2 separate regions of the Homo sapiens genome follow, and region 2 is linked to region 1. Evidence: read pairs that join two places in POLR2A ChIA-PET (ENCODE). Cell type or tissue: OCI-LY7. All regions are shown on one strand.

The links. ChIA-PET counts read pairs that join two places held together with the same protein. Peaks named below come from ENCODE experiments on the same cell type or tissue, not always from the same donor. Only the 100,000 strongest peaks of a DNase experiment are listed, where the experiment ranks them.
Region 2: POLR2A ChIA-PET joins it to region 1 with 11 read pairs; 2 of 35 experiments call an interaction of 5 or more read pairs at or near these places.

What each region holds. Positions count from the first base shown.
Region 1 is chr2:46,574,283-46,582,282 of GRCh38, forward strand. RHOQ (ras homolog family member Q) reads left to right here. Exons shown (of 5, transcript NM_012249.4): 3 at 1,805-1,969; 4 at 2,279-2,374; 5 at 6,646-8,000. The coding sequence ends at 6,801. It overlaps PIGF (phosphatidylinositol glycan anchor biosynthesis class F), which reads right to left. Exons shown (of 6, transcript NM_002643.4): 6 at 6,655-7,309. The coding sequence ends at 7,196. It overlaps RHOQ-AS1 (RHOQ antisense RNA 1), which reads right to left and starts at 5,956. Exons shown (of 2, transcript NR_104182.1): 1 at 5,753-5,956. In OCI-LY7, a CTCF peak has its summit at 2,806; DNase peaks (open chromatin) are centred at 379, 719, 1,189 and 1,749; H3K4me3 peaks cover 2,938 bases; H3K27ac peaks cover 3,251 bases.
Region 2 is chr2:45,840,137-45,848,136 of GRCh38, forward strand. PRKCE (protein kinase C epsilon) reads left to right here. Exons shown (of 15, transcript NM_005400.3): 2 at 2,864-2,927. Among named protein-coding and RNA genes, the nearest start is that of PRKCE-AS1, 170 kb to the left of the region's middle. RefSeq lists a silencer at 636-755. In OCI-LY7, no CTCF peak of the experiment used is centred here; a DNase peak (open chromatin) is centred at 3,235; H3K4me3 peaks cover 868 bases; H3K27ac peaks cover 1,021 bases.

The DNA.
Region 1 (8,000 bases):
TTTGCTCAGAAGTGTGGAGTTGCTGGGTGGGATGCTAAGATGACATACTGTTTCTTTTTTTTTTTTTTCTTTTATGGACTTGCAGTTTGAAACAGGCAGTAGAGCCCAGAAAGTACATATAAGGCACTCAATTGTACTGTTTAACACAAGCTGATTTTTAAAAAGTTAAATTTTCAAGAAGTCTTCCTCTAGTAACTGTCTGGGGGTATAACGTGTTTCATACCCACCCTATTTGATCTCTTCATTGTGAATTTCTTAACACCAGGGCACTGCTTTAATCAAAACCATTTAGAGGCGTTCACTTTAAAAAATAAAAGTTGCAGAAGATTGGGGGTGGCATTTCCCCTGTCGTCATGTGATAGCGAACACCTGAGAAATCTTTTAATGCCCACAGCTCTAGATTATAGGTGTGCCCTTCAAAAGCATCACAGAAAAACAAAAGGGTTACCCACCAGTCAAGGGTTTGGGACATTAACATGCTTTAGTTGAAAGTTATATTATGAAAAATGTCAGAAAAATGCATGAAAGGAAAATTGTTCCATGAGGGAAATACTACTGCTGAAACTCCAAGTGGAAGATGATGTTTTTAATATTCCCTTAGTTCCACATTTGTGTAGTTCTGTAGTGAAACGAGTCATTTAAGAGGGGAGGTGGCCCAGGCTAAAAATAAAGTTTCTTTGAAACCAGATGAGAGTCTAGCTATGCCAAAAATGGAATCCGGACTCTGTTCACTCTCGAGAATGTAAATAAGTAGAATTTTGTGTCACATAAAATAGTCTATGCAAAAAAGGATATTCACTGCCTTTTGTGATAGAGACTAAAATAACCATCAGGAGTATAGCTGTTCTGGGGACTCTGAAGCAACAGTGTAAAATGATATGGTAGTCTAACGTATTCTGATTTAGAAAGATGTCCAAGACAAAGAAAGTGCAGAACAACAAGTACTGCATGATTTCATTTTATGTACAGATGTATGAATATGTGCAGTTACTGGTATATTCATGCATAGAAAAAGAACTGGAAGAATAAACATGAAAATATTAAGTAGAGGGAATGAAAGTTGGAGAGTAAAGGAGGATTTTGGTGGGTTTACTGTGTATGTTTCTCTTTAAATCTTCACACACACACACACACACACACACACACACACACACACACACAATTAATAAAACTATAGAAACAAGGAAAGCAAAGCTTGAAGGTCTCAGTGAAGCTGTATAGTGGTTAAGAGTATAGACTCTGGAGTAAAAACTGCCAGGATTTGAATCTCAGCTCCTTGACTTACTGGCTACACATCCTTACGCAAGTAATTTAACTTCTGTGCTTCAGTTTACTCAAATGAAAGTCAGGATTAAGGGTACTTGTGTCATATTGTTGTTACAAGGATTAAATAAGTAATCCATGAGAGAGCATATAGACTAGTGCCTGACACATAGTAAATATTTAGCATGTATTAATTATTATAAATTATAATACTTAGGCAATGTCTAGCTATATTCAATTCTTTGTGCAAACTTTTTAGTTAAAAATGTTTTTAGTGACAGCGTTAGTGATCATAATGTATTTTTCCAAAGTTTTCATTGTCATTGTTAATGATATTGTCATTTTTTTTTACCTCATGGGTGTTCAGAACTTCACAAAGAAGAATAACAAAAACAGAGTTATCTGATTTTACTTAGAGTGCCATACATTCCACTAGTGGAGTACTCCTGAATTTGCATCTTTGACCATGTAATCTAATGTACATATTACTAGTAAACAATAGAAATGTAAATACATAATGAGGCTTTTCTTTGTTCCTCAGGAAGACTATGACCGTCTGAGGCCTTTATCTTACCCAATGACCGATGTCTTCCTTATATGCTTCTCGGTGGTAAATCCAGCCTCATTTCAAAATGTGAAAGAGGAGTGGGTACCGGAACTTAAGGAATACGCACCAAATGTACCCTTTTTATTAATAGGAACTCAGGTATGTCTGGTTTGATTTTCTGCATTTTAGAATAAGCTCTTTGGTCTGTCGTAGAGGCTGCTCTCAGACAAACAGTCCCAAAGCTGAGCAAATGATGTAAGTGTTTAATCTCAGCTGCAAGTTAATGAGTTCTATCATATTTTTGGAAAAAATTGTGCCAAAAGAAAGCAATTATTTTCCTGGTTTTTAAAAATTAAGTTCTTTTGTTTAATCTTTTTTTGGTATGTGGGAATTAAGTGGGATTACATGCTTTGATTTTTCTTTAAAGATTTGTAATATTATGGGACATTATTGACCTTTCTTAATTAGATTGATCTCCGAGATGACCCCAAAACTTTAGCAAGACTGAATGATATGAAAGAAAAACCTATATGTGTGGAACAAGGACAGAAACTAGCAAAAGAGGTAATGGAACACTCACAGAATTTAAGCATGAATGTAAAAGATGCTAAGATAACAATAGAAGCTAATTTTATTGTGTATTTACTGTGTGCCAGGTGGAGTGCTTTACATGCATTATCTCATTTAATCCTTGCATGAACTCAGTGAGGTAGGTCTGTTTCCCCTGTTACACAGAAGAGACAGTGGAGGCTGGGAGATGTCAGATAATTCGCCCAAGATCCTGCAGGTAATAAATGGCAGAGTTGGGTTTCAGTCCAAAGCCTGACTCCTGGGCCGAGACTCTTACACCTTTGCTACATTGCCAGTGATATTTTCCTAAAAAGTCACATATGGAAAAAAGCATCGGAAACACGTGTCACTACTTTCAACCCTTCTTCATTACTTAAACAGTTGCACTGTGCCAAATCAGCTCTGTCTTAAGACTCATTGAGTTAGACAGTGGAGCCACCTAGGATGACAGTTTAAATTTGTGGTTAAAACCAAAAAATGATGACTAGGTTTGAAAAGAAATGTGTTGAAATTTCTCCAATCTTTTTATGAAAAGAGGATAGAAAATACAAAAATTCTAAAAATATATGTAACAGTGATGCATGCAATACCTTGTAGCTTATCTTCCTTCGTGCCCCAAAGATAGGTTTACTTTTTCCCCTTTTTTCCCATTTGGCCTTAACATTATTGGATTCTATTTTTTAAATGTTGTGATTTCAATAGGACTTTTGTGGAAACAGAATCCATATATGGTCTTTTTTTTTTTTTTTTTTTTTGAGACGGAGTCCCACTCTGTGGCCCAGGTTGGAGTGCAGTGACGGGATCTCAGCTCACTGCAAGCTCTGCCTCCCGTGTTCATGCCATTCTCCTGCCTCAGCCTCCCAAGTAGCTGGGACTACAGGTGCCTGCCACCACACCCGGCTATTTTTTTTTTTTTTTTTTTTTTTTCATTTTTAGTGGAGATGGGGTTTTACCATGTTAGCCAGGATGGTCTCGACCTCCTGGCCTCATGATCTGCCCACCTCATCCTCCCAAAGTGCTAGGATTACAGGCATGAGCCACCGCGCCCGGCCCATATATAGTCTTTTAAAATGTAGTATCAGGAGGCAAAAGAAAGCAAGAAAACTTTCTGGAGGACAGTTTTTCCTAAAGCAAAAAATAAATGGCTTTACTAACAAATCACTTCAGAAATTCCATGTATTCAGTTTTGTAATCTTGGGGAGAGAAGGAATTTCTAAATGTCATAAAGATAAAAGCCATAAATGAAAATATTAATGATTTCACTGCATAAAAACTTAATACCACATCAAATGCCAGAAATAAAATGAAAAGTCATATAACCTGAGATGGATGGCAGAAAAATGGGTTAACATCCTTAGTATACAGGAACCTCTTGCATATGAGTTAATCAGAAGCAGCCACAGATACCAATAGAAAAATGGGCTAACAATGAAAAATTCACCCCCCAAAATGCAGATTGCCATTGAAGATAGGAAATATGTTCAAACTTATTAGTAGTCAAATGTAAGCTCAATTTGCACCTATAGAATTGGCAAAAAATGAGAAATTAATTATAATACCCGTGTAGTAAAATGGACACTCTGTTGTACTATTGGTCATTGAATCAAAGCAGTCTTGACAGTATGCAAAATCCTTAAAATCATGGACACTTTTGATCAAGCAATTCCATATGTAAGAGTTTATCCTAAGCAAATCATTAGGATGTTGGTCAAAGTGTACAGTGTTAGGAGGAATACATTTTTTGAGATAACACTGCACAACATGGTAACTACAGTTAATAATGGTGGTGCTGGGCACGGTGGCTCACACCTGTAATCCCCGCACCTTGGAAGGCTGAGGTGGGTGGATCGTTTGAGCCCAGGAATTCGAGACCAGCCTGGGCAACATGGTGAAACCCCATCTCTACCAAAAAAAAAAAAAAAAAAAAAAAAAAAAAAAAAAAAATTAGCTGAGCATGATGGTGCATACCTGTAGTCCCAGCTACTTGGGGGGCTGAGGAAGGAGGATCACTTGAGCCCAGGAGGTGGAGGTTGCAGTGAGCCGAGATAGTGCCATTGCACTCCAGCCTGGATGACAGAGTGAGACCCTGTCTCAAAATAAATGAATAAATAAATAATGGTGGACTGCGTATTTCCAAATTGCTAAAAGAGTAAATTTTAAATGTTCTCACCACACAAAATGATAAGTATTTAAGGTGATAGATGTTAATTATGTTGATTTAATCATTTCACTCGTGTGTGTGTGTGTATATGTATATATAGAGAGAAAATATTGCTTTGTACCTTATATAAAATTATAATTTGTCCATTTATAATATTTAATAATAAAAGTAAATTATTAGGGACGTACTTAGAGCTACAAAGATGCTGAATTGTTTATAATGGCAAAAATTCCCTGCATCTATTAAAACTTCATACTATCTGTTAAGATTTCATATTTATTATGTAGCTAAAGGGAAAAAAGTAGTTGCAAAACAGTATGATCTCATTTCTAGACTCATCAGCATTTGGCACAGTTGCGTCCTTCCTGAAACTTTCTTCAGTTGGACTCTCTTGGTTTTTCTCCCCTCTCATTGGACTCTGCTCCATCTCTTTACCTCCTTGGTCCCTGGTTGGAGGGCCCCAGTGATGAGCACTCAGCTTTGTGGATGTCTTCTTCTATAGCTACACTCCCTAGGCCTAAATGAGCTTCTGTCAGTCTTGTAGCTTGCACAGTCTACAACCAAAGATTCCTGGATTTCCATCTCCAGCCTGGACCTCTTTCCTAAATTCTCAATTTGGTTATCCAGCTGTTTACTCAACAAGTCCATCTACATGGCTGAGTATCTCAAAATTAACATGTCTAAGATATGATTCTTCTTTTACCCTCCAAGCCTGTCCTCCCAGTTACTCAGGTCAGAAGCCCTCAGCTGGGTGCAGTGGCTCACACCTGTAATCCCAGCACTTTGGGAGCCCGAGGCGGGCAGAATTACCTGAGGTTGGGAGTTGGAGACCACCCTGACCAACATGGAGAAACCCCATCTCTACTAATACAAAATTAGCTGGGTGTGGTGGCACATGCCTGTAATCCCAGCTAGTCAGGAATCTGAGGCAGAACCGCTTGAACCCAGAAGGCAGAGGTTGTGATGAGCCAAGATCGAACCATAGTACTCCAGCCTGGGCAACAAGAGTGAAACTGTCTCAAAAAAAAAAAAAAGCCCTGAAGTCGTACTTGACCTTGCTCTTTCTCCCATACCACACATCTAGCCTTCGGCACAACATACCTTCAGAACATATCCAGAATCCAGACACTTTTTTCTAACTCTTCCCTCTATCACCTGGTTCAGACCTCCTCCATCTCTGGCCTGCTTTACTGGAATAGCTTCCAACTCACCTTTCTGCTTCTGTCTATGCCCCATGGTCATCTGTTCTCAACACAGCAGCCAGAGTAAGTCTTAAAAATGTAAGCGCAATCATGTCACTGCTCTGCTCAGAATCCTCCAGTGGGTCCCCAGCTCAGACTAAACGCCAAAGTCCGCACAGTGGCCTACAAGCCTCTGTTCCCTCTCTGCCTTACTCATTGTTCCCCAGGCCTCCTGGTCTCCTTTGTTGTTCCCTCAAAGTTCTACCTGAGAACCTTTGTACTTTTGTTGTTCCCTCTGCCTGGAATGTTCTTCCCTATGGACATGATTCATTCTTTCACTCTTTTCAGGTCTCTGCTCAAATACCACATCCTCAGTGTGATCTTGTTCCTTGACTGCTCCAGGCATGCTCCTGCATCAGGATCTATCTGCCTGGAGCTCTTCCCCTAGGTATCCCTCACTGCTCAAACTTCCCCATTGAGAAGCCTCCCCGGACCCCCACTACCATTGTCCTCAGCACTCCCCGCCTCCCTCACTCTGCTTTTTCCCCACAGCATTTGCAACCATCTGCTCTGTATTCCCTCCCCTGTGCCTCTTACCCAGCAGATGTCAGCACATGTGGACGCCACACAGCAGGGACTCTGCTCTTTCGTTCAGTTCACTGACATATCCCCAGGACCTAAACAGTGCTTGACATATAGTAGATACCCAGTAAATATGTGGTGAGTGAAATAATTTTTCATAGAAAGTCTGGAAGGACATATACTAGTATTTTAAAATCCCCTCTGGGGTTATGAACATGGATGATGAATGTATTCTTTTTGCATAGCTGTATTTTATAATTTTCTTTATAATGATGTGTTTATGTCATGCCAATTGTATAAACATGATCTTATATATTTGTGATTTTTTTTCTCCCTCCCAGATAGGAGCATGCTGCTATGTGGAATGTTCAGCTTTAACCCAGAAGGGATTGAAGACTGTTTTTGATGAGGCTATCATAGCCATTTTAACTCCAAAGAAACACACTGTAAAAAAAAGAATAGGATCAAGATGTATAAACTGTTGTTTAATTACGTGAGAAACATCTTCAGTGGCCAAGGAAACTGTCCATTTCTCTCAGAAAGCAAATGAAATGCTACAGCTATACCCAGACCTTTTATAGGTAATGAAGCAGTTCAAAACTTGAAAGAAAACAAAACCTGTCCTCAGAATTCTATAAAGTGTATTAAGAATGTTCCTTAAAGGTTTAAGAAGCAGTAAGCAGCATCTGAAGCCACAATCTATTATAAATACTTTATTTCAACTAGAAGGTACAATCTCTCAGGGGTTTCATAGTTTAAAAAGCTACAATCACATCATGTTGTAACTACGTAAAAAACAGAGCTGTAAATGGAACTGCTTGGCTTTGACCATACACATTTCTGCCCAGCCCTTACAGAATCTGCACAAAGAAATATCTCCCTTTGCTCCAGTTAATTGTTCTTGTATGTAAGTTGCTTTCTATTCCAGTATATCCAGAGTGGTGAAATAACAAGGCCAGCCACGTAGCCAAAGGTCGCTCCAAGCGTACAGGAGATGGGCCATACCTGAGGAGAGAATGTATGAGATCAAAAAAGAACAAATGTTTTATTATTACTTGAGCACAAGTGTAACCTAAATATTTCTATATTAAAGCTTAATGTGCTTTCTTAAAGAATGCCAAAAGTGTAATAAGGTCATAACTGCATTTATCATGAACACTAAAAATGTACACATTTTAGTTAATGTGCATTAAACTGTAACAAGGCTTCTGGCAATTGTAGATTTAGTTTGACGCTCCCCAAAGTGCATGAGACACATGCTAAAATTACAAATTAAAATTTTGGGTCAGACTTTGCCATAATGATAGACTCAATTTAGCTCTCTGAACTAGTTGGTAATTTTTTTTTTTTAATTCCCACTTTGGCTGTGTACATCAAATGAAATGAGAAGTGTGTATGCTGACCAAACCACAAGAAACTTTCTTTAAGTTGTGTTAAAGAGGAAAGACCTAGAATCCAAGCGTGTTACATGAAAATTGTAACAGAGCAGCTGCTTCCACCTTTCAGATATAGATGTTGGAACCACAGCAGAAGTTATAGAGCGACAACTTATATACACACCTAGAATGTAAGTTAAACAAAATACCGGCTTCCAGAGACCCCTTTTCTCCAGCCATATTACATCAGGCTAGAAGTAATTAATGTTGATTTATTTCATCTACAAGCAGTTGGTCCCTAAGTGAAAGGCTCTGCTTGA
Region 2 (8,000 bases), 730 kb before region 1:
ACTTTGCCAATAAAGTCCACAGTCGTGGGAAATCTTTGAGTTGGAGGATATGAGAAAGAGTTTCATTTTGCCGGCAGGGTTTAATAGGGATGATCTAATCTCTAAAAGGCATACATTATTTAAATTCCATGCTTTTAGGCAAGAGGGCCCCTGATATTTTTGACTTTTGTCAGGGAGAAGATTCTGGTTTGGCTCTATTCAGCAGAGCCGACTGTTGGTTTTCCTGTTTGTCATTCGCTGCAGGGGCTGGTGAGGGTCAGCACTAGTGGTGAGAATTCTGGAGAACATTTTCTTTACCCAGAAACTTAAAATCATGGACTCTTGGGGAGAAAGGAATGAGAAAAGGCAGCATGCGGAATTACCAGTTTGTTATTTGGTTCCCATCTGGATTTAAAACCGAAGATCCCAAACTCAGGTGAGCAGCTCCCCCGGGGTGCCCAGGGGGCAATGCAGGCCTGCTCGTGGCACTCCCTCACTCCTGTGCCGACGGAGCACCTCAGCTATCACCAGGGGCCTCTCCCACGAGGCACTGAAGAGTCTTGTGGGTGAAAATGAAATTTTGAGGGAAACCTTAAGCTCTCTCAACCATTAGAGGCTGAGTCAGGCAACAAGATGGGGTCAGGAGTGACTCTGGGAGCCTCCTGGATTGTGTGTGGGGTGAGACGTTGGGAGAGTTTGGAGAACACCATTCCAGCTGGTCGCTTTGTCTCATGGGGACATGTGGTGCTCATGGTATAGCTGCCTCATCTTTCCTCTACCCTTTTTCAAATGTCATTTTAGTAGAGATGACATGCCTGCCTTCCTTCCTGGGGACAGAGCCTTGGGAGGGTGAATGTTCCCAGAATAGACTCTGGAAGTTCTGAACACAGAGCCTTTTCCCACCTCCACGAGTGTGTGCTGGGTGTTTCCTAAGAGACAGTGAGCTACGAACTAGGGATGCAAATCTGGTTATCATACTTTCTGTCTATCAGGACAGAGAGGTAGATGGACAATGTATTACAACTTAATAGGAGCTGTATTAGTCAGTGTTCTCTAGAGGGACAGAATCAATAGGATATATGTATATATGAAGGGGAGTTTATTAGGAGAATTGACTCACACGATCACAAGGTGAAGTCCCACAATAGGCCGTCTGCACGCTGAGGAGCAAGGAAGCCAGTCCGTGTCCGAAAACCTGAAAAGTAGGAAAGCCGACAGGGCAGCCTTCAGTATGTGGCTGAAGGCCCAAGAGCCCCTGGCAAACCACTGGTGTAAGTCCAAGAGTCCAAAAGCTGAAAAACTTGGGGTCTGATGTTTGAGGGCAAAAAGCATCCAGCACAAGAGAAAGATGAAGGCTGGAAAACTCAGCAAGCCTAGTCTTTCAAACTTCTTCTGCCTGCTTTATTCTAGCCACGCTGGCAGCTGATTAGATGGTGCCCACCCAGATTGAGAATGGATCTGCCTCTCCCAGTCCACTGGCTCAAATATTAATCTCCTTTGGCAGCACCCTCACAGACACACCCAGTAACAATGCTTTGCATCCTTCAGTCCAATCAAGTTGACACTCAATATTAACCATCGCAGGAGCCATGAGTAAGATGTGTCTGGTGTATTGTGGGAACACAGATGAGGGGCTAATTAATTCTGACTGGGCATATCTGGATAGATTTCAGAGAGGAGGTGATAATTGACCTTGACTTTGAAGGAGGAGGAGATATCCACTAGACTGACTGTTCTGAAGTAATTCTTGCTAAATGCTTGCCTGCTCTTTGCTGGGGACAGTGAAAAAGGAAAAGGAGGGGGATAGTGGTTCCTGCCCTCAAGATATTCACAGCTTGTTGGGGAGAGAGCCTGGCACTATGAACCAATGAAAGCTCTGTGTAGACAGATGGGATTGTGGAGGCGGAGAGGCTAGCAGGGGGACTTGGTGATCCAGGGTTTCCAGAGTTACTACTCTCTTATAGAGAGAACACAGTTTCTGTAAGGATAGTTCAGTCCTTGCAAAGATGTCTTTAACTACAAGAGGCCCAGCCCTCTGGCTTTTGTCTCACCCAATTATTTCACCACCTTGTCTCTGTATATTATAAGTAGTTAGCTGGATTTGAGGTGGGGAGGGAGGAAGTGAGGGTGCCTGTGCTGTTTCTTACGCCTTGCATACCTTCCCTTCCCTCTTCCCTTCCGTCTTCTACACTGATTTCAGGTTCGTCAGATACTTTATCAGTTCTTCTCTGTCCTTCATCATTAAGCTGGATTCAGCATTGTTCCCCATTTTTTAACTCCACAATGAGATGATAAACGCCATAAAAGCAGGAGTAGTGTCTTCCTGCTTCTCTTATTTCCCCTGGGAGCAGTTTCTGTGGTATAAAGAACATGGGTTTCTCAAGACAGGCTTGGCATTGAATCTCAGCATTACCACTTACCTTGGAATTTGGGCACAATTTCCATATCTGTAAAATGGGATAACATAGGGCTTTCTCAACCTCAACATCATTGATGACATTTGGGGCTGAATGATTCTTTGTTGCGAGGGGTCATCCTGTGCACTGTAGAATGTTTAATGGTATCTCTGGCCTCCACCCACTAGCTGCCAGAAGCAGCACTCTCTCTCTCTCCAATCATGGCAAAACTGCCTCCAGATGTTTGCCAAGCATCCCCTGTGTAGCAAAATTGCCCCCAGTTGAGAACCACTGGGATGGTGCTACCTATGGGGTATGCATCAGTCCTCCCAGGTCTGCATCTCACCTAGCACTCAACACATTGTAGGTTGGTGAATTACATGGAGCTGTGTCTCTAGGTTTTAGCAGTTTGGGGTAGAAATGTTGTGGAACTCTTAGGTTGCCCACACAATGCACTAACAGAGTCACTGTCATTTTCTTAATTGCAGATTGATCTGGAGCCAGAAGGAAGAGTGTATGTGATCATCGATCTCTCAGGGTCGTCGGGTGAAGGTAGGAGAGCGTGACTTCTCATCCCTGTTTTCTTCCATTGGCCCTTTGCCTTCTGGGTCTCTTCTTTCCCCCCCTTGGCCGGAACACATTATAGTGACATTTAATTAATTGGCATCCTTTAAAGGAAAAGGTTATTTTGAAGATGCTTACGCCTGTGTACCAAAAGGGACCAGCCATCTGTTAACTTTGGTGGAGCAGAGGGAAGATTTTGGACTTACCAAGTGAGGCCAATAAAACGGGCGTTTTTGCACGCTGTGTGCAAGGCAGGCTTCAGTGGCAGGGCAGCCTCTCCCAGGAGGCTTGCGTGGGGTTTGTGTGTGTGTGGTGGGAAGGAAGTAAAACCAGTTGGTCTAACGGCATCCAGAAATGAAACGAATAAGGTGACAAACTTCAGAATCTTCTTTAGAGCTTTGATAGAAGTGGGACTTCTTTTACCAGTTCTTTACACAGACAAAAGCTCTGCTCTTAAAGAGAAATAATGGGGTGAGGGAACATCTGCTCCCCACTGACTGATTAGATGGCGTATTACACCCTCTTCCTCTTACACCCTCTTCTTTCAATCCTTTCTTTGCTCACTTAACTACACTTAAGACCTTTGAAGGGTTTGCTGGGTGTTGAGGACTGAGCAGTCAAGGGAAGAAGGGAAGCCTAGAAAATAAAACCTTATCCAAACAGGAACAAGGAGATAACAACCAACTTAAGCTCTAAGAAAGATTTGGAATTCGGACTGAAATGTAGTTATTGTGGCCTTCTTTTCTCTCCTACTCCTCCATCTGTGGGCAGGGGGACAGAACAGTTGGCTTTAATGCCATGGCAGGGATATTGGAAGACCATGTGTAGTTCCTCTTGGCAGTGAGAAACAAACAGTGTTTGGGGACTGTGTCCCAAAAGGAAAAATGGACACTCAGCTCTCTCAGCTCTCCTGCCTGGAACACTTGGGCCTTTCACAACATCTCCCCAGAATACTGGGGATCACAAGCTCAAAGTCACAATCCCACACACAGTCTCTAGTTTAAGGCTCAGTGATAGAAGGAAGGATTACATATTCAGTTAGTCAAATGATGTGCTTGACAGTGGTGCCTGATGATTTCCATTCAGCTAATTTATCACCCAATCTCAACAGGTATTCGGAAGAATTCAATAATTGTGTGTATATGGGGATTATAATAGAATTAGGCCCTCTTTTAATAGATCCCAATTATTTGGCATAGGTTTAAAACTTTAAACAGCCTTCCAAAATTGGTTGCTTACATTTCCTGCTCTTTATTGCAATTACATTTTGGCATTTCCAACTTCCCTTCTCTGCTCTCAGCTCTGAACTGCCCAGAATAGAACCTGTTGTAGAAGATTTGAGGATTTAACAATATTTCACATGAAATATTTAAGACCTACAAAAGGGCATAAAGACAAATTAAATGAGCACCAGTGTGCCCACCGCCCCAATTAAGAATTAGAGCAAGCAGTGAGGTGAAGCCTTGTCCTTGCTTTTAACATAGAAAGTGATCCAAATTCACCAGACTTGACTTAAGGTTTTGCAGTGTGGCCTCCTGATTCTAGACACTGGCGAAACATTTGATGGGCAAAATCAATCCCCTTTTTTCCTTACATAATCTGTGTGCAATATGATAATTAATTAAATATGTATTTCCTGTGCCAAGATGCTGAGCAACCAATGGGAGGCTGGGACTATTTTCTCTTTCTTTGAAAAGATAAATGACTTGCAAAATTATAGAAGACATCCTTTTTTACATTAGAGGGAAAGGAGATGGACAAATGAATGAATAAATAAATCAGAAGCAATTGATTTTTTTCTGCTTGCTTCTACAGCTTATTGCATGTGAATAGCCAAAGCAATTTTCACTGGGCTAAATTCTGAGTCTATTTTTTAAATCTCTTTCATCTAAAGAAAATAGAGTTTACTTTAGAAATGCTGACACATGCCAGAGTCTGAAAAGTGCTAGCATGTGTTGCTCTGAAGAAAAGAAGACATTTTTCTACTTTTTTTTTTTTTTTTTTAAATTGCTGTTCTTGGACTTGGGATCCTTTCTTTCGATGGTGGGTAGGACTTTCAATAATCCGTTCTGAGAAGCTGCTCTTGTTGTTTGTGTTATACACATCTGTTCTCCCAGTCCTGTTGCTGGGACTGTGAGGGTTCCTAGCCTGGAGGGGGTTTTGGAAGAGTTGAGAGGGCAAGGGGAGGCCCTAGAGAATGAGAAACCACAACATTTCATACCTAAACCACGTGAGATGGGTCTGGGGTGAAGCAAGTTGTCACAACCACCCTCCTGGATTTACAGACTGTGGACTAAGTATTTTTTTTTTTTTTTTTAGTGAAAATACCTAACTCTGCATTCTGTGAAAGGGAGAGAGTTGAAATGAGGCACAGCTGAAGTTTCACCACTCCATTATTCTGCCATCAAGCATCCCTTCAGCTCCCATCTCTCAAATGCTGCAGCCCCATCAATGGAAAAAAATACATTCATGGGAATTGCACAAAGTTTACAACACATGCAAATTCCAAGGAGCTCAGAGAGAGGTGTGGGGGTGAGATGGTGTGACTACACCCCCTTCTTCTAGGATGCGCCGAAGGATTCTTTTTCTTGCTCATATGCTGTTAGAAAGCCTGGGCGTTTACGTCTGCTGGAGCTGGAGCTAATGTGATTTCTAACTGTCTAATAAAATTCCACTGCTTGCATGTCCTGTGCAGTTCACTATAGTGGAATCTGGCCAGTGTGTGTTTTGGCTAAACCAGCCATCCTAACCCCAGATGTAAGGGGGTCAGGCTAGATGACAGTTAAGGTCATTTCCGGCCATGTGATTTTATCCTTTGGTACAATTTGAATAGACATCTGTCAGAGCTCGTGGCTGAGGGCTGGCTAATATGTACAGAAAAAAGGAGTTGCAAGAAATGGACTCGTTTGGTGCTAGGTATGGTGCTAGGCACTTTACCTACATTATACCAAGTAGCAAACCTGCTCAAAATGCTCTTATGGGAAGCTCCAGTCTCAGTCCATGTTTTACTTGCATCGTAAGTAATAATCACAGGGGGTTCTGGTAAGGGTGGCTCTCCAGGCTCTCCAGATGCTTAAATCAAAGCACAATTAGCCCAGGTAACAGAGGCATAAACAGCAATGTAATTCTCACCTGTGCAAATGATGGTTTCCTGCTGTGCCCATTTGTTAGTATTTCTTCCCTTCATATGATGTAATTTGCATATTATTTCTTATTCTTTCTAATAATGTGGCAATGCCCCATGATTCACAGGCTTACCGATGAGAGACGGTCGGCGCCTGACCTGGGGACTGATAGGTTCTTCTTCCCATGCCTTGCACCTAGGTGTCATGCTCACCTGGGAGAGTTCTTCAGCATCTAAACCAACAACAGCAATAACAAGTAGGCCCATTGGTATGTTTGGATCACCAAACTGTTTCTCCAACAAAATACAGAGGATACAAAGGAATAGGAATGATTTTTGCAACACGTACCTCACAAATGATGCAGATAAGTCAAGTTCTGGAGGGATTGCATATTGTGGAAGCAGAAGAGCAGGGAACAGGAGGCACCCTGTTTCTTTCTGCAGCCACAGGCTGAAAGGGGTCAGTCTTCTCTGTGGGACTCAACAGATAGAGGAGAAAGAGCACAGCCTTAGGAGTCCTTCAGACCTGGATTGAAATCCTGGCTCTAGTGTTTAGTAGCTTAGAGCCTCAGATTTCTCACCCACAACACAGGGATAATGGTTCCTATGGTAGGTGCTAGGCCAGGATTGTCATAAGAACAGTGCTTTGGTACAGTGCCCTCGCATGTAAGAGATGATCAGTAAATATCATGAAGCCTTGGAGACCTGAGGGCAGAGAGGTTGGCATAGCTCTACCCAGTGCCCTTGAAGAAGCATCTGGCAGGCTATTCAGGGAAACTGTTCAAGGACAGGTTTCTGACGCTGGGGTGGGACATGTTCACAAGGGCCAAGAACAGAGCCAGGTACCAAAGAGGCGACTTAACAGAGTAATCTATCTGGCAGGGACTGTGCGATTGCTTTCTGCACAGTTCAGGCCTTGCCTCAGTTTTGCCTATTGTCACTCCATTTATTCCTTATCCTCTCCCAAGTAAAGTAATTCCTGGAAGGACATTCTCTAGCATCCCTGAGCCACTCATTTGCATTCCGTGGCCCTTAATGCTAGAGGCTTCTCCTTGTCAGAGCCTGGGCTTGTCCCATCCCTGCTTAGTGTGGACCATAGCATGTGGTCCCCATCCTCTCACCAGCCCTTGGGTAAAAGGCCTTTAAATATTTGAAGACAGTTTTTCAATATCTCTTTTTTCAGGCTGAATCAATCAAATCCCTTAACCTTTCAGAAGGGATATTTTAGAAATCTTAACTCAACTTTGCAACCTCTTCTGGACTTTTTTCAAGTTGCACAGGCAGACGTGATCAAACCAGCTTCGCTTGGTTCTGAAATAATAACATGTGTGTAGAGCTCTTAGCTTTACCAAGTGCCCAGCAGTATTACCTCCATGTGGGAGATGGTGAAATTGAGAGGTCAGATGATGTGCTCCAGGCCAAAAGGTTGATTATGAGACCCTGCTGGGTCCAGACCCCAGGCCACAATCCAGGTCCTGCTTCCATTCATGGCCCCAGTAATGAGTTTGCCACATGGCAGTGATTCCCCACTCCACCCCTGGTTCGATCTTTTTATTTTAGTTCTCTTCTTCAGAAAGCTTTTTATAGAAATATAAAGCCAAAGTTCTTAGCTTTGAATCCAAAGGTGACCAGAGTCTCCTTCATAAATAAGCAGATCCCTTTTCCACTGTGTTAGAAATAAAAGCTCTTTTGGTCCGAGCTCAAGGTTGGATCCTTCTCAGGTTGTCTGTAATGTGGATCCATGGCTAAGTCTTGGTCTGAAACTAGACCTGACTCAAATCCCAGCAGGTTAATAATTCTTCCTACTGACCTGCCCTCCTTGCTAGAGATGTTAGTTTTGTATGTGAAGACTCTGAGTCCATAGCAGGCATTAGAGCAGTACCTCCAGGGCTGAAATCAAAGTGAAAGGGGTTTTTCTCTTGAAACTCTGTCTTAGC